3 separate regions of the Homo sapiens genome follow, and all the other regions are linked to region 2. The links are chromatin loops, found by intact Hi-C in ENCODE. Cell type or tissue: mammary epithelial cell. All regions are shown on one strand. Each heading gives the region's core, and the rest is flanking DNA. Links, peaks and the distances in the headings are about the cores only.

What was found. Peaks named below come from ENCODE experiments on the same cell type or tissue, not always from the same donor. Only the 100,000 strongest peaks of a DNase experiment are listed, where the experiment ranks them.
Region 1: a loop joins it to region 2, with 5 times the contacts of the local background. A loop is called at or near these places in 3 of 110 quality-filtered maps.
Region 3: it touches region 2 in a loop (3-fold over the local background); 3 of 110 quality-filtered maps call a loop at or near these places.

Annotation. Positions count from the first base shown.
Region 1 is chr12:63,975,303-63,982,226 of GRCh38, reverse strand. The region is part of intron 1 of SRGAP1 (SLIT-ROBO Rho GTPase activating protein 1); the gene reads right to left. Among named protein-coding and RNA genes, the nearest start is that of SRGAP1, 130 kb to the right of the region's middle. In mammary epithelial cell, for the core only: no CTCF peak of the experiment used is centred there; a DNase peak (open chromatin) is centred at 3,506; H3K27ac peaks cover 597 bases.
Region 2 is chr12:64,178,652-64,185,575 of GRCh38, reverse strand. No RefSeq gene overlaps it. Among named protein-coding and RNA genes, the nearest start is that of KICS2, 40 kb to the left of the region's middle. RefSeq lists an enhancer at 3,224-4,423. In mammary epithelial cell, for the core only: a CTCF peak has its summit at 3,700 (motif pointing right); a DNase peak (open chromatin) is centred at 3,915; H3K27ac peaks cover 2,690 bases.
Region 3 is chr12:63,988,332-63,995,255 of GRCh38, reverse strand. It overlaps SRGAP1 (SLIT-ROBO Rho GTPase activating protein 1), which reads right to left. Exons shown (of 22, transcript NM_020762.4): 3 at 5,184-5,346. Among named protein-coding and RNA genes, the nearest start is that of SRGAP1, 150 kb to the right of the region's middle. In mammary epithelial cell, for the core only: no CTCF peak of the experiment used is centred there; DNase peaks (open chromatin) are centred at 2,735 and 3,995; H3K27ac peaks cover 2,346 bases.

The DNA.
Region 1 (6,924 bases), core at 820-5,819, 200 kb after region 2:
TTTTTGTTTTTGTTTTGAGACGGAGTCTTGCTCTGTCTCCCAGGCTGGAGTGCAGTGGCGCGATCTCGGCTCACTGCAAGCTCCGCCTCCCGGGTCCACGCCATTCTCCTGTCTCAGCCTCGAGTAGCTGGGAATACAGGCGCCTGCCACCATGCCTGGCTAATTTTTTATATTTTTAGTAGAGACGGGGTTTCACTGTGTTAGCCAGGACTGTCTCGATCTCCTGACCTCGTGATCCGCCCACCTCGGCCTCCCAAAGTGCTGGGATTACAGGCGTGAGCCACCGCGCCCGGCCAAACACTTCCCATCCTTCTATCCATCAAACCTTTTTTCAGGCACCTATACTGTGCCAGGCTTGCATACCGGCAAAGAAGAAACAATAACTAATGAAACAAGATCTCTGCCCTCAATAAGGTCAGGCTTCAGATACTGCTGTTTCTGGGGAGTCCTGGGGGAAAACAGGGAAGAATTTCTCAAGTGTCCTTGCTTGGTCTCTCCACCTCTAGATTGCAGGATTTTATTATAACTTCACAGACGTGTGCTGAACACCAGAGTTGAACACATTATTACAGGCTTTTAACTACTATGAACAGCATCTGGTTTTTAGTCAATCAAAGTAAGTGTTTTCCAATACAGTATTATAATCAGCATGTTTGCCAAACTTTGTCTTTCAAAAACGCAGAGCTCTTTTTGTTTCATGAAGAAAAAGAATATATCAAGGGTGGAGTGTTTCCCATTCAGGGATCCCAGTAAGTCTTTTAAGATGAAGTAATTTTAGAACATCTTGCTGCACTAAGAGAAAGTAAATCAAACATCTTAAGCTGTCAACTAGTTTTCTGGGGTTTTTTTTGTTTGTTTTTGTTTTTGTTTTTAGCTGCCTTAGTGCCAAGTAAGAAATAAAAGATAAAAGTACAAATCTCAAATCTAATCAGAAATACACAAAAATTATACAGGCTTTTTTCTTGGGTCTCATTTTTAAATATTTTCTTGCTTACTTCCATCAGGATTTAAGATCAAGAACTAGGGAATCATGAGAATGATGGATTTAACAATTAAATCCTCATCCTTGTTTTACAAAAATTAACTGTTATTTTGTGTCATCTGTAATTTTCCAATCAAAATAAGGCACTCAGCATTCTCCATAACAGGAAACATGTAAGGAACAGAATCCAGAGCATCACTGTGCGAAAATCAACTCCAAAACATGGAGGATAATCCATTCAACTACCTCTTCCATTTAGAAAAGTTTAGGACAAATAAGGAAAGGATCATAAGAAAGATCATTTTTAAAAAATCAACAGAAAACTACTACCATAAGAAACATCTCCTTAGAGGCCAGGTGCGGTGGTTCACGCCTGTAATCCCAGCATTTTGGGAGGCTGAGGTGGGTGGATCTCTTGAGGTCAGGAGTTCGAGACCAGCCAGGCCAACATTGTGAAACCCTGTCTCTACTAAAAATACAAAAATTAGCCGGGAGTGGTGGCATGCGCCTATAATCCCAGCTACTCGGGAGTCTGAGTCCCGAGAATTGCTTGAACCCAGCAGATGCAGGTTGCAGTGAGCAGAGATTGCACCACTGCACTCTAGCCTGGGCAACACAGCGAGACTCCATCTCAAAAAAAAAAAAAAAGAAACATCTCGTTAGGAAGAGAAAATCTTTGGATTCCTTATACTGCCCCAGCATCATAAGGCTGCACAGTACAGTGGTTACCTCCCTGCACAAATGGCATGGCTATCCTAATATGACTTCACTAGATTTGTGCTCACCTTAATCAGCACCAAAGAATTTAAAGAATTTTAAGAATTTACCTTAAAGAGTAAAATAAATGATTGGTCGCATAAATTTGTGTCTGCTGCTCGGAACAGATCAAAGGGCCATGCAGACTGGCTCATGGATGTAATCCCAACACTTTGGGAGGCCAAGGCAGGTAGATCGCTTGAGCTCAAATGTTTGAAATCAGCCTGGGCAAGATAGGGAGACCCTATCTCCACACAAAAAATTAGAAATTAGCTGGTTGTGGTGGTGCATGCCTGCAATCCCAACTACCCAGGAGGCTGAGGTGCAAGGATCGCTTGAGCCCTAGAGCTTGAGGCAATAGTGGAGTTGTGATCACGCCACTGGCACTCCAGCCCGGACAACAGAGTGACACCCTGTCTCAAACAAAAAAGAACAAATCAAGGAAGCCCATGGTGCACTCGGCCCCACACTGCATGAATCCTGCCATGGGGCCGCAGGCGGCTGCAGCTAGAGGCACCACTGTCATCATGGGAACTACAGAACATTAAAGCTGGAAGTGGTGAAAGCGTAAGTGCAAGGGGTGAGTTTGAGAAAAACTGTGAGCCTTATTTCTGCATAAGACATTGCAGCTTCCTTCCTACCCCTAGATTCTCTGACAGTCTATTAAGGCTCCCACCCCTTTTTAGAGGCGTTTTTAGGTTAGTATTGACCTGAATCATTTTTTTTAGACTCAAGGTTCATTTTAGTTTAGGTGAACAAGCAATTATTGAGTTTCCATTTTGTGTTAGGCAGTGTCCTAGGCACTGGAGATACAAAGGTTTGTAAGACACAGGTCCTTCTTGTTAGGAAGACAAATCCTAAACCAATCATTTACACTCTGTTCACTGCCATAACAATGAAGTGCAACAGGAAGCTATGGAAAGAGGAGCAGAAACTGACTCAGACTGGAAGAGTGTGGAAAACATAATGCATTGAAGGGTAAGTAGGTTACAAGATACACGGCAGTAACCACCAAGAAAGTGAAAAGACAACCCATAGATGGGAGAAAATATTCACAAATCATATGTCTGATAAGGAACTTGTATACAGAATACACAAAGAACTCTTACAACTCAACAATAAAAACAAAATCTCAATTTTAAAAATGGACAGGCTGGGTGCGGTGGCTCACGCCTGTAATCCCAGCACTTTGGGAGGCCGAGGCAGGTGGATTATGAGGTCAAGAGATCGAGACCATCCTGGACAACATGGTGAAACCCCATCTCTACTAAAAATACAAAAATTAGCTGGGCGTGGTGGTGTGCACCTGTAGTCCCAGCTACTCGGGAGGCTGAGGGAGGAGAATTGCTTGAACCTGGCAGGCAGAGGTTGCAGTAAGCCAAGATCGTGCCACTGCACTCCAGCCTGGTGATAGAGACTCCATCTCAAAAAAAAAAAAAAAAAAAAAAAAGGTCAAAGGGTCTCAACAGACATTTCTCCCAAGATGATATACAAATGGCAAATGGCCAGTAGCATATGAAAAGTTGCTCAATATCATTAGCTTTCAGGGAGATGCAAATCAAAAGCACAATGGGGTGCCACTTCACACTCACTAGAATGGCTATAATCAAAAAGATTTAAAAAAAGTGTTGGAAGACAATGTGGAGAAACTGGAACTCACACATTGCTGGTGGAAATGTAAAATGATGCAGTCCTTTTGGAAAACAGTCTGGCAGTTCTTCAAAAGATTACACTTAGAGTTACCATATGACTCAGCCATTCTGCTCCTAGGTATACATTCCAGAGAAATGAAAATCTATTTCCATACAAAAACTTGCACGTGAATGTGTGCAATAGCAGCATTGCTCATAATAGCTGAAAGGTGAAAACAGCTCAAATGTGTATCAACTAATAAAGAGATAAAATGTGATATAGCCACACAACACAATACTGTTTAGCCATAAAAAGGAATGAAGTACTTATTTACAACATGGATGAACCTTGAAAACATAACTTTAGTGAGTGAAACCACTCACAAAAAACCACAGTCTATAATTTCATTCCTATGAAAGGTCCAGAATAGACTAATCTATAGAGACAGAAAGTAGATTAGGGGTTGCCTAGAGTTGGGAGGGTTGGGGAAAAATGGCTGCTAAGGGGTGCGAAGTTTCTTTATAGGGTAATAAAAATGATGAAAAATTGATTGTGGCTCTGGTCGCAAAACCTGGCATATGCCAAAAGCCACTGAATTGCATTTTTGAAATGATAAATCATGTGATATGTGAAATACATCACAGCTGTTATATACATTGAAAGATAGCTATATCACAATTCCATGAAATGTTGGTTGTTGATACCTTTCTGATAATGATGATAGCAGTAATAGCAACAAACTCCTATTTCCACACCCAGTACTTTTTGGTACTTTTTGTCAAATGTCCAACATGGGGACAAGCACTTTAAAAGGATTTCATGAGCCCAAAGGCACTTAATGGCATAGAAAAGATTTACCTAATAGAATATTAGGAAAGACTTTTCACCATGAATGCCCCAAAACTGCATAAAACAGCACAACCACTTTTAGGCGGAAAAATGTGATCTCTGAGGAGGCTGTAAGCAGTCATTATTTAAATCTAGGTCAAGACCTACTAAATAATCATAATGGCAGTTTTAATGGAGGCTAAAATTTACTGTTTTTTTTTAAATGACTATTATTTCATTTCTGTTCTACCAGAGCATCACTACGGAATGAATCAATACCAATAATCCAACAAGAACAATGCACAAAATGAGTGTGCTTTTCAAACTGCTGCAATTAATTTGTTAAAAAAAAAGAAAAAATGGTTCCTCTCAGCTATAAAAATCTGCTAATACTTGCCAAATAAAATGGAATTGCCTAGAAACAGACGAAATGAAGGAATGTCTTGCTATTGCTCTCAGAAAGGGAAGCCCTAACTCTTAAAATAAATTTGTGTGAAGCCACAAACTGATACATATTTCACGGAAAGATTGATCCACACTGGGCTGTTTCTCTAATATATTACTGAATGACTACGACCAGGACATAAAATTGATACGCTGGTGTGATACTCATGATCATCTAGCAAATAATATAATAACATTTCTAAAGTATCACAAATCATCTCTGTTATTTCACATTCTCATTTGGTCAGAATTTCCTTATGATACCAAAGGGGTCTACATTCTCTTAAGATGTATTATTACCTCTATCCAAAGGACAGAAGGGATTTTCCTAAATGACAGGGGAGAGCCACTGAAATGTCTTTCAGAGCAACGCAATGAGATGCCAACGGGCTCTATTGATTATTCCCATGCTCACAGCTCATGTGAATATTTATACAACCTGGTGACTGTTGATTAACTAAACACCAGGTGCAAATTTTGCATAATAAGCTTTTTTAGGCTAAAAATTTGGAGCAGGCAAAAATTCCATAAAAGTGAGCTTTTTTTTTTTTAAGTGAATCAACTGAATAAACAAAGGCAATTTCTCCACTTCACTAGAAATCTGAACCCAAGATTTATGCTTCTCTTATACTCTGCACATAAATTAGGAAGCGTCAGGATGTACGCTACTTAATTCAATTTACCAAATTGAATTCTGGATGGGTAGGAGATCTAGTCACAGACTAGGTCAGAAAGGACCCAGACTAGGTTAGGATGGACCCAGATTGGAGTTACAGTGTCACCTAATACAAGTCATGTGACATGTGGCAAGTCTCTCAACCTCTCGGAATTTCATTTTATAAAACAATACTTCCCACCTCACAAGGCTGTGCTGAGAATTAAATGAGATGATATAAGTGAAAAGCATGCTGCAATCTGTAAACCACTATGAAACAGATGGACATGTTATTATTACTAGCACCAGCGAGCTTTCATTAAAAAATATTTATTGAATATTTTCTTGTGCCAGGCTCCTTATTCGTGGACATAAATAATAGACTGAAAGTCATGAGTCCCATTCTCAGTGAGGAAGCAGAGGCAACACAGACAGATAATGAGAGGGGGCGACTTTCACAGCCTCAAGGTAAGAATGTCAAGATGCAGTGAGAGTCTGGGGCGGACATATCCATGGCTGGGCAAGAAGGCAAGGGCACAAAGAGGTGACCCTGAGATTGACTTACCAGGAGTCTGGCTGAAGGAAGTAGGAGAGAAGGAGAGTTATAACAAGTACTTCTCAATTGCCGAAATTGAATTCTGGATGGGTAGGAGGTCTAGTCACAGACTAGGTTGGAAAGGACCCCATGTGGCATGCTAAGGAGTCAGATTTTATTTCACAGGTCAGCTTTGCAAATTGGCTTGATGATAAAAACCACCTGGCGTCCTTACTAAAAATACCTGTGTTTAGGCTGGATATTTGGATCTTGTTGGTCTAGCAGGACCTCAATGGAGGATGCTTAGAAGCATCAGTGGGCAAAAATTGAACAATTTTAAACAAGGAAGATTTATAATCAGACTTACGTTTCAGAAGAGAATACAAATGAATAATAAATGCAATGCTAAGCATCCGACACCTTATGAAATAGAGTTTTCTTTGTAAGTTGTATGGTTTCCCCATTTGAATGAGGAATCACAGGGCAAAACAAATTAATAAAAACAACAAAAACCCTCACAAGAATGAATGGTATCCATATTTTCCCCTAAGCCTCTTATTATTATAATTATTTATGAATCACTCATTTCTGTCTTCTGGTGTGGAACTAATGATGATTTCCATTTAATCTGTTATCAAGGAGTAGAAGCTGATTTGTAGCTACATTGTGGAGAAATCTTAAGCACTGTGCTGCCCAGTATGTAGCTGCAAGTGTCACTGAGTACTTGCAAGGTGGCTAGGCTGAAGAGAAGTGTGCTGTGAGTGTAAAACACGCACAAAATTCTGAAATCTTATGAGAAAAAAAAGAACGTAAAATGTCTCAATCATCTGTATATTAATTCATGTTACAATCATAAAATTTTGGATATATTGTATTATATAAAAATATTTTAAAATTAATTTCACTTATTCAATGGTTTCTTTTTACTTTTTAAAATGTAACTCCTAAAAAATCTAAAATGACCAATATGGCTTTTGGACAGCTCTCCTCTAGGATATGAGGGAATTAGCAACTGAATTTGTTGTAAGTGGAGTCGGCAATGTGGAGTTCCTATAGGAACGGGTCCTTGAGGACTTGACAGGCTTAATCAGA
Region 2 (6,924 bases), core at 796-5,795:
TGTGAGAATTCTGATCTTTGGAAACCCAATTTTTTTTTTTTTTGAGACAGAGTCTCACTCTGTCGCCCAGGCTGGAGTGCAGTGGCGTGATCTCGGCTCACTGCAAGCTCCGCCTCCCGGGTTCATGCCATTCTCCTGCCTCAGCCTCACGAGTAGCTGGGACTACAGGTGCCTGCCACCATGCTCGGCTAATTTTTTTGTATTTTTAGTAGAGACGGGGTTTCACCGTGTTAGCCAGGATGGTCTTGATATCCTGACCTCGTGATCCGCCCGCCTCGGCCTCCCAAAGTGCTAGAATTACAGGTGTGAGCCACCGTGCCCGTCCCCCAATCTTTTATAATGGTTTGTAAGCATGCCTTCCCTTTGCTCCAGAGGGAGACATTCCTATTCCAGCCAGTAAGTGTGTTGGTTTCCTAGAGCTCCCATAACAAAATACCAAAAATTGGATGGTTTAAAGCAACAGAAATGTATTGTCTCTCAGTTCTGCAGGCTAGAAGTCTGACATGGTGATGGCAGAGCCATCTTCCCACTGAAACCTGTAGAGATAGTGCAGAACTAAGGGCAGTTGATGCCTTACTCTCAAGACCTGCAGAACATGAAAAAACCCATGGAAAATGGTCTCCTAATACGCTATGGTAAACGTATGGGTGAGAGGTAAGTTTATTTTTTGGTAAGAGAAAGGCAGTTATTAAAGGAGAAGGTAGAAAAAGCTTAGTTTACTAAAAGCACTTTCACAGGTTCTTAGGAGAGAGTTCATATGGAAGTTGAGGAATCTGAAATTGATTTCCTAAAAATTGATTTTCTTAAAATGATCTCTATTCTCATATCTTTTGAATAATATTTCCATATCTCAGTAGAATCCCAGCTTGAAGGGACATGAGGTACATCTGAACTGCTGTTCTCTGGGAATCACCACATACAGTACAGCTTTGAGATATTGATGCCATAATGCCCCCTTCTATTTTCCTGAACTTTCCAAGAAGTTTTTGCTAAAAGTTGTGGATGGGCTGAGCAATGTGATCAAAGAATTAAAAGAGGGTTTTCTGCCTTCTTTTAGGGGAGGGCAGCAGTAGCAGGAGGAAGGTTGAGTCCAGGAATTGCCAAAGGTGGTATGCCACAGAGCCCCTGTCAGCCTGTGTACAGGGAATGTGGTCAGGAGGCAGATGAGTGGCGGAGGCAGCAGACAACTGGATTGGAGTCCTGATTTCCAGAAATAGTAAGCAGAGGAATTTGTCAAGAGCCTGGAATTCCTGTAATTAAGCAGAATGGGGAGTTGACATTTTCCTAATGGATATTAGCAAATAAATGTGACCTCATTTTAAGCTCCCATTGGCCAAGGCCTGGACATTCCAGTTAAAGTTTTTGACCAAATTATATACGGCTAAGTTGATGTGGAATCATTCAGTTCCACAGTAAACCATTTATACAGACAAAGTGACTTATTTGCATATTTTTTCCTACTATGTTTTTTAATAACAAGGCCAGTTTTTGTGAATGTAACTATCTAGTCTAGCAAGTATAGTTGTCCTTGGAAAGCTTGAGAAAGTGCTTCTTATAGTATTTATTAAATGTCATTTTTAGTTTGAAAACCAACACAGATCTCCAGGAGCAATAATGTTTTATGTTATTAAAGTTGAGCCCCTATAGTCTTGCTTGATTTTAAAAGGATGGATGAATGACATTGAGGAGAGGAAGATAAGTTTTTTGTCTCTGTCCTCAGGGAATTAACTTCCAAGGAAGGGGGACCACCAGCACCTGAAGAGATATCTAGCTTTAAAAAAAAATCGTATAGATTTATCAAACTTTACAGGTGGGAATTGTAACAATATTGAAAAAATGTCAACTACTTAACAGCTGGTAAGAAAATTCTTAGGGAAAGTATTAAATGTTTAGAGAAAATACTTTGAGGAGATACTTGGAGTAGGATTGGCCTTATTACCTGCAAGGCTTTCATTTTTCCTTCCCTGGAGAAAGAATATGGTTCAGGGGGAAGAGATGGCTGGGTGTGATAGAGAGAGGAGCCAAGAGGCTCAACTCAGCCTAGTAGAATTAAATAGACCCTTAGATGCACTACAGCAAAGCAGGTGGAGAATGCATAGGGGGAGGTCTCTCAGGGTGTCAGTTGTGAGGTTACAATGTAAACCTCTCCTCTCTCCTCTTTGAAACCTTCAATAACTCCTTGAGCGAATTTTTTTTTTTTGAGGGGTCCTGACCGCAAAGGAGGGAGGAGGGACAATTGACATCTAAGGGCACTATATTCTTTCTTCCTCCTTCTGTTCCTTAAGTTATAGGAGGAAAGGATTAGCAACCTCTCCTTTCATTAATCAACAAAAAAGTCTTTAATTGTATTACGTGCTGCGGGCTTGCTGATGCATAAGATGGTGGTTGTGACTTACGTTTATCACCCATATGTATTGATTTTATAGGAAGGTGATATTGGACGGAAAGGCCAAACATGATCAGTCTTCTAAATTTTAATGTGAACGTGAGTGAAAGATAAGGTGCTTTGCTGGATTAAAAAGCAAAAAGGAAAAGAAGGGAAAAGCATATGAATGAGGAGAATTAAGTGCAACTCTCTTTTCCTTTTAGCTCTTAGTTTGTGCCAGTATGATGAGGTGGAAGGTAGATGTGGGGTTAGACAGTTCATAAAGAGGAAAGGAAGAAAAGTAATAAAAACAAAAAACCAGGGAAGGAGGAAGTGAACACAAGAAGAGTGAAGAGAGGCCAGGCATGGCTCATGCCTGTAATCCCAGCACTTTGGAAGGCTGAGGGTGGCAGATCACTTCAGCCCAGGAGTTTGAGACCAGTCTGGACAACACGGTGAGACCCCATCTCTACAAAAAATACAAGAAAAAAAATTTTGCTGGGTGTGGTGGCATGTGCCTGTAAGTTCCAGCTAGTCAGGAGGCTGAGGTGGGAGGATCACCTAAGCCTGGTAGATGGAGGCTGCTATGAGCCAAGATCATGCCACTCCAGCCTGAGTGACAGAGTGAGTACTGTCACACACACACGAAAGAATAGTGAAAAGAGTTACTATGGCATTCGGAAATAAAGAATCTTTGCTGTTCTGGTCAGTGCCATGGGCTTATGAAGTAAGTGTACAAGACCCTTTCATTGTAGTTCAATAAGAGCAACAAAGTCCTCACTTGGGGAACCTGGTCCTTGCTTCCTGCCTCCATGGGGTATGTGAGAACCCATTCAATTCTAACTCTCAGCTATTCAGCCAGAATCCCCGGCACTATGTTTATTAAGCTTACCAGGATAACCACTTTCTACACACAGCCTAGCAAAGAGAATTACTTTTAACGAAACAACAACAACAATAACAATTTTCAATGCTGTTATATCCCTATTCCATTCTGTGGGCACAAACCTCTGCTTATTCATAATCACTTCATATACAACACATTAAAAGCATCTTTTGTCTTAATTATGTGGGGCTAACATTTAGGGAGCATTCACCATAAACTCTGTTAGTCAGTGCTGAAGCTTCCTAGTAACATTGTTGACATTTGGTCTTGCCTTACTTTTTTTTTGGAGCTGGTAGGTTTCTGTTAAAAAAAACTTTTTTTTTTTGACCTCTTGGGGACTGAACTGTCTAGAGAGGCTCTGGATAAAAAAAGCAGCCTAATTGCAAAATCTTTCCTTTGGCAGTGAAAAGATTGGGAATGAGAGTCAGTGAGCACCAGCCAGTAGATGGCAACACTAAAGCAAGACACAGCTTCTTGGCTGTGGCTTCTTTTCCATCCTGGGACAACCCGTGCAGCTCAGCTTCTTTGGACAGTGGGAAGTTGAGCAGTATGATGTTTATAAAAATGACAATTTTTACTGTTTAAGGTTGGGGCATTAATGACTGCTCTTGTAGAGACAGGTATTCAGGCAAGAATTGGTTCAAGAAATGAGTCAGAAACTCTTCTGTCATTTCCAGTGAGTTTTAACCAAGACATTCCAAATGCCTTCCTCATCTGGTGACTGTGCAGTGAGCTTCTCCTGACTCAGAACCATCCACGCATGACTGTAACTGCTGCTGCTGCTTTGTTCCTGAGGCATTTTCTGTTTGTTCTGAGACTCATGCTCCCTCCCCAAATTTTCAGACAAGAGGGCTTACCTTGCTTGGAGTGTTTAGAAGGATGAATGGAGAGTATTAACATTTTTGTGAGGGAAAAGGGAGTTTCGTGCTCCTTGAGTTTGTAATGAAAGTACATACCTCTCCCCAAATGTCCATGAACACAAATAAAATTTTCTTTAATAATTTGGGAGGTTCATGGGACTCCCCATGAGTCCATGGGCCCGCAAGATAAAAATCCCTGTTTGGGAAAAGCTCTTGATGAAGTCCAAATAGGCTATTCAGGAGATACAGTAAGTCTTAAAGGTCAGTACTGTCCCAGGCGGATAAATAACTGCTGGATGTTTTCACCCGGATATCCTGTAGGCAACTCAGCACTTTCCTTTGCCAGACTTGCTCCACTTGGCATCCTTAATTCTTTCTTAGTATGACTCTTGTCCCAGTCGCCTTCTCTTCAGACTTTGGAGTCATGTTTGATTCTTCTGTTTTAGTCACTGCTGAATTTTCACAGCACTCTCATATTCGTCCCATTTTCATAGTCAGTTCTTTCTTCACTTTGGGCTATTAGATAAGCCTGGATTAGAAATCTCATCTCCTGCTTGGTCTCTCACCTTCTGTTTCTTTCTATTCCAGGCCTTCCTTCTTACCTTTGCTAGGGAATTCTTTGAAAACCCTGAGCTGGTTGTGTCTCGTTGGCTCTGCCTCTTGCTCCCTCTTTTTAAAAAGTCCTGATTAAGTAGCTCCCCAGAGTCTGCTGGAAGAAGTCCAGTTCTGACAATCAGGTTCAGCCTTTTCTTTTTTCTCTTCCGGCATTTCCTTGCTTTACCTCAGTTTTACGCAAAATGGAATACTTGGCTGGCCATGTATTTTCTTGCCTTTGCTCCGAGTTTTCTTTGTCTGGAATCCTTCTAGACTAGGGGTTCTTCACATTTTTGGTATGATAAAAGATGAGATTTCATTGGCAGCCTGCAAAGCATACACTTTCTCACAATGTTTTTAATGTATAAAATGATACACGAAATTACAAAGAAACCAATTATATTGAAATACAGTTATAAAAATCTTTAAAAATCTGCTATGTTGTATGCATTCTTCTTTATTAATACATTTAATAACATGATATGGCATTGGTCCTAATAATTATCGTGGCAATTTATGGCCTACATCTGTAATGGAAGGAAATGCTAAATTTCAGTTAGACATTAGGGAAAATAAAGATGTATTTTTTTCCTATCCACATTCACAGACCCCAGGCTAAGGATCTTAAATCTAGATTATTGATTCTCCAATAAAGTATGAATCAGAATCACTGGGATGCTAAACAAAGCATGCTAAGCCTCATTTCTGATTCAGCAGGTCAAGGGTAAGACCCTGGCTTTTGTATTTCTAAGTGTTGCTGATGCTGCAGGACCAGGGATTGCAGTTTGAAAACCTCCAATCTGCCAGGCGCAGTGGCACACACCTGTAATCCCAGCACTTTGGGAGGCTGAGGTGGGCAGAACTCCTGAGGTCAGGAGTTCGAGACCAGCCTGCCCAACATGGTGAAACCACTAAAATGCAACTACTAAAAATACAAAAAATTAGCCGGGTGTGGTGGCAGGTGCCTGTAATCCCAGCTACTCGGGAGGCTGAAGCAGGAGAATCATTTGAACCCAGGAGGCAGAGGTTGCAGAGCCGAGATCACACCACTGCACTCCAGCCTGGGTGACAAGAGCAAGACTCCATCTCAAAAAAAAAAAAAAAAAAAAAAAAAAAGAGAAAGAAAACCTCTGATCTAGGATAGATCATCACCTCTTGCCATCTTTACCTGCCAAAACCCTATGCCTCCTAAAAGACCCAGGGAAAGGCCACCTTTTGTATTAAGTTTTCCCCTATATCCCCTATTGGAAGTAATTTCTTCTCCTTCAAGGACCCTGTCCCAATTGTTCATCCCACTCTCATGGCATTTAACTTTCTGCCTTGTTCGCTGGAGTAAGATGTGTCTATTCTCGACTTGGACTTGAGCCTTCTAAACTATTTGTACTACTGGAAATGCTATGATATTTCAGACCTCCATGAAGGAATAAATGTCTTCTCTCACTCATTAGACTGTGAGCTTTTCTAGGGTATGAAACATGTCTTACAATTTGTGGGAGAGAAGAGGGACTAAGGAAGGGAAGAAGGAAAATTTCAATAGAGAACTCCTCATTAGGGAAATTTATCTAGAAGCACAGAAATTAGTCATGAAAGAGAACACCTCATTTATTCACATAATACCCTTCCTGGGTGCTACGGGCTGAAATGTCCTTTATCCAGATTAAAAAACAACAAAGTAGGTTACACAGTGGACCTTCCAGCAAGTTTTCAAAAGATTTCCATTGGCCCATGGTCATCGCACAGTATATGGCCTCATCCAGGTCCCTGGTAAGAATGTTTTATGGGTCAGAGCCCTGGGAGTGCATATGGATTTTCTGCAAAGGCTTTGATGCAGTACTTTGGAGTTATTTTTAAAGACAGGATAAGCCCACTGGGGCCTTTGTATGGCACAGCTTATCTATACCTGATCAGACCTCCTAACTAGTGAATATCAATCGTTTGGAGTCAACCTGGGAGGAGACAGAGAACTAAGTAAGCGTTGAGCTGCAGGATTATGATTTCATCCCTGTACTGTTTCATTCACTTGATTTTTTTCTTCCTTCTCCCCCTTCCCTTTTTTTTTCTTCTCTTCGTCTCTCCCTTTCTTCCCCTTTCTGTCCCTTTTCCCCTCCTTTCCTTTTTTTAATCCAATGACTAGGTTAGCAATTATGCTGAAGGTTGGTCTATAGGGGCCTGTAGGTTTCCTTCCAGATAGAAAATTCTGAGACTCTACAAACAGATCC
Region 3 (6,924 bases), core at 1,104-6,103, 190 kb after region 2:
TATCATTATTGGTGAAGAAACAAGATGAATTATATTGTACATGTATTTATGTAAACCAAGGAAGGATAAAAAATATTAATGATTTTAAAACAATCTTTGGGGAAATGACAGACTTCAAGGTAATTTAAAACCCATAGAGATAACCTAACATATTCAAATGCCACCATTTGATGGTATACCTCCAAACTACATACTTCTATTAACGTTCTTAAAATTGGTAAATAACACCTTGTGATTAGGTGCTTAAATAAAGTGATTATTGCAAGCTGGCTGGATAGCCTGTCCTGCAACTGTGACAGATGACATTAATTACATTTTTATGCGTAGCATATGAACTGCACATTTTCTGGCTGCAGAACCAAACCAGATGCAGAGTACTCTGTTTCAGCATGAGTAATGGAAAGAAGGAAGCAAAAGCTCATGACTGCAGAAGGCAGAGCTGGAGAACAGGGCAAGAGGCACATCAGCCCTGGTTCTTTGGGAAACAAGTGAGGGTTGAGAATGAAACAAGCCCTTGTGTAGCAGGAGCCTCCAAATTCTGACCTTCTCTTAAAATAGCTAAGCAGAACTTAAGAGGTTAAAAGCAGAGTACTCTCCTATCTGTGTTTACATTGTCTACATCTAGTAGAAGGTCTGGAATTAAATAACTCTTTTGTTGAATGAAGAAATCAATTCAGCCTCAAAGGTAAGGCGCTCCATGTGAAATGGCTGTGGGGGATTTGAGAGGCATGGAGTCTCGGCCAGCTTGTGCATTCACTTGGATACTCCCTGATTTCCCACTAAATGTTCAAAGGTGAGGACAAAACTCTTAATTTAGCCACAAACAATGCTGTTGTGAGGGCACTTATCACTGTTTGCTTACAAATATTGTTTGGAACTTCATAATAAGTAGTAAATAAAACTGATTCTCTGGAAGGGTTTTTCACATCATTATGATACTCTCCTTAGAATGAGGACACATTTGGTATAATATTTGGTATAATCTCACATTACATAATTATTGTAGGTATATAGAATAAGTGCTTATAATAGAGATAATAATAAAGATATTAGATAAAAGTTACCAGGACTTATTAAGTCCAGACACTAGGCTAAGTGGTTTTCCATATATAACTCATGAATCCTCTAAACGACTATCTGGAGTAGATTACTATATCCACTTTATAGCTGCAGAAACTGAGGCGTATTTACAAATATTCCCAAGTCCACACAGCTCCCAACAGTGGTAAAGCCAGGATTCATACCCAGAATATCTGATTTCAGAACCTAAAAGCTGAATCACTATTATTTTGACCAATAGGCTTCATTTAGAATTTTAAAGGCATAAATCTAAAATAATCAGTATTTGAATAGTTGAATATTGTTATTTTTAAAATGCTTCACTTTTTTTTTTTTTTAACCTGTTGAAAACTTTTGAGTTTAGGCAACTATGTCTATAACTGGTTCTGATGTAATTAAGATTTAAGTCTTGAAGCTGTTCCCTATAGCTCTGCATGGAATTATTTCTACAAGTGTCTTCTTGATTATTATATCCATTTAGACAGAAAAAAATTCCTGAAATTACCTGCTCCAAACTCCTTATCAGACAGAATAATTTGGGTAAATGATTTTTTGTCATTGACTAAACTGTATAAGATATGGCTGTTTAAGAGGCCAAAACTATCAGGCACACAGCATTTATTTGGATCTCCATACAGACATGGGGACATTATTGAAACATGCGGAAGTCTCAAAATCTTCTCCCCAAGGAAAACAAGCATTATGCTCACTAATGACTCCACAGCAGTTCTAAAGGCTGCTTCAGATTCACACTAATAATTTCTTTCCATTTTGATAGAAAATAGGCTTCTGACCTAGAACCATAACAATGGAAGAAGAGCTAGAAAAGAGGAAGATCGGTGATTAAAACCCATTTATGCCTAGTGTTCCACTATTGGAATGCTAAGCATGTGGGAGTAATTTGTATCTTGCTGGTCAAGGTAATTGCCAAGTTCTAATTGTAAAAATTAAAAAAATTGCAACCTCAGGCATAAATGGGTACAAAAAAAAAAGGCAGGAAAGACTTTCTAATCTAAAGGGACCTGGAATTCTTTGGACTTGGTAGATATAGATTCTGGCTTCCTATTCTTTCAGATGACAAATGTGTCCTAGGGGTTGATCTTACTCCTCCGTAAACTCTGATTTCTCCCTGTGTCCTTTGCCTCTCTTGTTCTTTCCTCTTCCAGCAATAACACAGATGGGAAGGTAAGGTCTGTAGTCTGCTGTGTTTGCTCGAGGAAGGCAGAACTTCACACCTGTAATTGTAATGACTTGTTACCCTTCCAGGTGGTCAGCAATGGTTAGGAATGAGAAAGCTGATCAGGAAGCATAGAGCATTCCCCCTACTAAATGCCAAAGTAACCAGGAATCCACTGTAAATAGGCAGTTTCCAAGGATGAAATTCTTTGAGAACCAGAAAATCTGGATAAGAAGAGAACTCCTGGTAGCAAGCAAGAAGACATATCTGTTTTTGTCTGTCTCTCTGTCTCTCTCTCTGCACGTGTGTGTGTGTGTGTGTGTGTGTGTGTGTGTGTGTGTGTGTGTGTGTGTGTGTGTATTTACTGTGCATTCTCCAGGCCATTCCTCAAGAGCCAGCAACTCATTCCTCCAACTACTGGGAATACCGGCTGCTAGCTGTTGAAACTCAGAGCTGATCCCTCTCTGGGAATTACCCTCCACCAAAGGGAGCTGCCTCACTCCAAGATTACTTAATCCCTCCCCAAAACAAAGGCCAAGTCTCCTTGCCTGGATATGAGATCACTCCAAATGCCATGCCAGCCCCAGAGCACTCACAGGTGCAGCCTCTCCTTCTGCCCAATTTTGCCTTTCTTGCTTCCTCAAGAATGGAGAGCCTGCTCTTGAATCTCTGGAATGATCTCCCAAGATCACAAAGCAAGTATGCAGAAGGGCTGGGATTTAAATCCAAATCTGTTTGACTCTTAGCCCTAGGTTTCTATCAACTTTATCAAGCCCTTGACTCTGACTTACAAAATACACATCCTCACATTTTAGCAAGACGTACAAAGTCCCTTCTTACATGACCATCCTTTCTAGCTTCACATCCCATCACCCACTCCCATACGATCCCTGGTCCAATCATATCAAACTCTTTCCTTTCCCTGAACATGCTCATGCTCTCCTTTCCTGGAATAGCTCATTGTCCTTCTGTTAGATGAATGCCTCCTTCTCCTACAAGTCTCACTTCAAGTGTTCCCCTTTCTGAGAACAATTTCCTCATCCCCTAGGTAGAGTTAAGATCTCCAGCCTTCCAGTTCCATTTAGCGTAGTAACTGTTAATTACTGTAATGAGCTCCTTGCAGGCAGGGACATGTCTTTTAGCTCTGCTCCCCTAGCCAGGCATTTTAAAGATGCTTTGTTGAATGGATAAATAAATGAACTCAGTAGAGTTACTGGTCCTAGAGGCCCTGTCTGAATAAGAAGCATTATATAGTGCCATACAAATTTGGATAAATTGTGACCTCCTTGAGCACCAGGAATAGATTTTCTTCATCTTTGTAGCCTTTTCAGCACCTGTCATCGTAGTCTCCTGCCCATAGGAGATGCTCAGAAAAACCTGCTGAACCAAACGAGATCTCTGCATAAAGAGCTCATATACAAGAAAATTATTGCACTTTCACAGCTCTGTCTAAATTATTTTTTTAAAACTCTACTATTTAAGACGCATAGGATATTTCTTTATCTCTTCTTAAATTGTATGCTCCTTAGTTTCAATTTTTAAAGTTTCTCCTTTGTTTGAAATTTGTTTTTCTATTTAATGGAGCATAAGGTGACTTAGAGCTTGCTAAATTCCCTTTCTAGGTCAGAAATCAAATCTAATGTGGATACATCAAACATGACTAAGAAATTTTCCAGCTGGCCTGCTTAACACTATGTCTTTGTTTTAAGGAGCCTCTCTGAAACATAAATATGTCATTAATCTACAGAGAGGTTTTTCTCCCCGCTACTTTCTGAAACTAATAATTACTCACTGAATAGAGGTACAGGTATAGGTACAGGCATCAACATTCCTAATACAAAGCTGAGAGAGTGGGGGAAAACTCTCATCTTGCAAGCATAAAAAATGAACGCTAGTCGTACTGGGCAAGTAGCTGCATTCTCTGCACAGGAAATGGTCCCATTTTATTATTTGTGCTCAGCAAAAATGTCCACACAACAAAAAAATTGCTGAGAGTTGGCTGAGATTAGTAACAACGATTAGAAAACTTCAAAGCCCAGTTATTGTTTTTTAATGGATTTGGGAAGGAGGAAGCTCGCTGGTGTGTAAGGGATGGAATTTTCTGTGCCCTGTGAAATTTTCTTCATGTCGCTCTCTCACAGCCTCTACTGCTGGTCTGGTGAACTAAGAAAGACTGTGCTAACATCTTCTCAAGAGAGTAGCACATGTAATAATCTTGTTCTTCACAAGTTTCTCATCATGTGTGAGCCCCAAACAAAGAATTCAAGGCATTTACCCTCTGGTCTGATTTTTCATGAGTACAGGTAGTCCGTTCCTGGGCAGAGGTACAATTTGCAGGAACATCTTATATCAAAATTTTTGCTCACATTGTGTAGCTCATAGATTCACTGACTTATAACTCTATAAGTATGCCTTATACCTAACTTTTTTATTCTGTATTTTTAAAAGATTAATTCATCTAATTTTTAACTCTTTTTTTTGTTTGTTTGAGTCGGAGTCTCACTCTGTCGCCCAGGCTGGAGTGCAGTGGCACGATCTTGGCTCACTGCAACCTCCGCCTCCTGGGTTCAAGTGATTCTCCTGCCTCAGCCTCCCAAGTAGCTGGGACTACAGGCAAGCGCCACCACGCCCAGCTAATTTCTGTGTTTTTAGTAGAGACAGGGTTTCACTATGTTGGCCAGGATGGTCTCGATCTCTTGGCCTCGTGATCCACCCGCCTCAGCCTCCCAAAGTGCTGGGATTACAGGCATGAGCTACCACGCCCGGCCTAATTTTTAACTCTTTATTCCGTGTCTTTAAAACATCCATTCATCTAATTTTTAACTGTTTATTCTGTGTCTCTAAAGGATTCATTCATTCACCTAATTTTTCAGATACCGTTCTCAGTCCTGGTTATAGACAAGGCAGTTATTGGAAAGCACACTATGGCAGGATTTATGGAGTGTACCTTTTTAAACATCCTGGTAGAATCCTCACTTATCTGCATGAACCGCATAATCACATTGTTCAGATAGATGTCACTCAAGGTTGCATGGTCTTTGCTTTCTCTCCTTACTTGGTTCAGGAGCAAATACCAGCAGTTCACTGGAGACAACAGGTTCTGGTCTTTCCTAAGAAGTGAAGAAACACAGAATTACCACCCATTTCAAAGTTGCCCCAATCAGATGAGTGAAGTCACCAAGGCAAACTAAAGAACCACAACAGATGGATACTGTGCTGTGCATCCTGCTCTGAGCATTTCTCAGACCAGGACACTTATCAGCCAGCAGAACAGGCTTCCAGCCTGTGGATGGCATAGAGCCAGCAATTGTCCAGGTTTGGAAGGAAAAACTTGGACCATGAACACTGGTGAAATCCATATTCCTGACAAGGACCATGGGACCCTAATATACACAGTGCTTAGGCAGGCCCTCAGCTTTAAACGCTCCATTGAAGAAAGCAATTTATGTTTACATAAAAATCTACTGACTACTACTGTCCAGACAGACTGTGGTTTTGCCACGGCATACAAAGTCTGCTTTGAATGTTCAGTATGTTGCTGGAAAAGAAATTTGGCTAGTTATGCATTCCATGGAACATAAATTTGAGGGTTATTTATTAATCCCCTGATACATAACCTCCAGTCTCCCAAAAACTATTCCTGGGAATCAGAACTTTATTGCATTGTCTCAAGGCTCATGAAGAGAACCATGAAGTTTGCTGGCTTATGACTTGTCACATGTCCTGTTGAAACCCATTAAACTGTTTCAGACTCATAACTGCTCCTTGTTTTATTCTATAAAATAAAGCTAAAAGTTAATATAAACAGCAAAAGAAAACTGTTTAAAAATCTTAAAGAATAACTCAACAAAAACAGTGAGCAACTGGGATGATACAGCTTAAGAAAAATTACTTTTTAAAAAATTTTTGCAGCTGGGCGTGGTGGCTCACGCCTATAATCCTAACATTTTGGGAGGCCGAGGCGGGTGGATTGCCTGAGATTGGGAGTTTGAGACAGCCTGGGCAACATGGCGAAACCCCGCCTCTAGTAAAAATACAAAAATCAGCCGGGCATGGTGATGGGCACGTGTAATCCCAGCTACTTGGGAGGCTGAGGCACAAGAATTGCTCAAACCTAGGAGGTCGAGGTTGCAGCGAGCCGAGATTGTGCCACTGCACTCCAGCCTGGGCGACAGGGCGAGACTCTGTCTCAAAAACAAAGAAAAGAAATTTTTTTGTTTGTTTTTTCTTTAAAAAGTAACTGTAAAATGGCAAAATAGCAGAGAATCCTTATGCTAATGCAGGAACAAAAGCACCCTTTAATCAGACATGTTATCCTCCTATTATTTATGATCATGTATGACTCTGAATATTAATTAAGTTAGGAAAGAAATGATGAAGTTGGGCCTCTGCCATTACGTCTCTCAGATTCAGGATTTAATACTGCATTAAGTCAATGCCCTCTCTAGAAGAAAATGAAAGTAGACAATGGAAGCAGGAATGGGCATAGGGAAAGAAGGCCTGATTTAGGCTCCTAGCACTTGGCACCCATGAGGGCAGCCTCCCATTCTTCCCATTGGCACACTGAAGAATTATACCCTCTACCCTGAGATCTCCCTTTTTTCTTAACACCATCAGGCAAAGAGCAGTGGTTCTATAACAGGTAATTGGAGCTTTTCTATTGAGAGTTCCTATCTACCCAGCCCTAT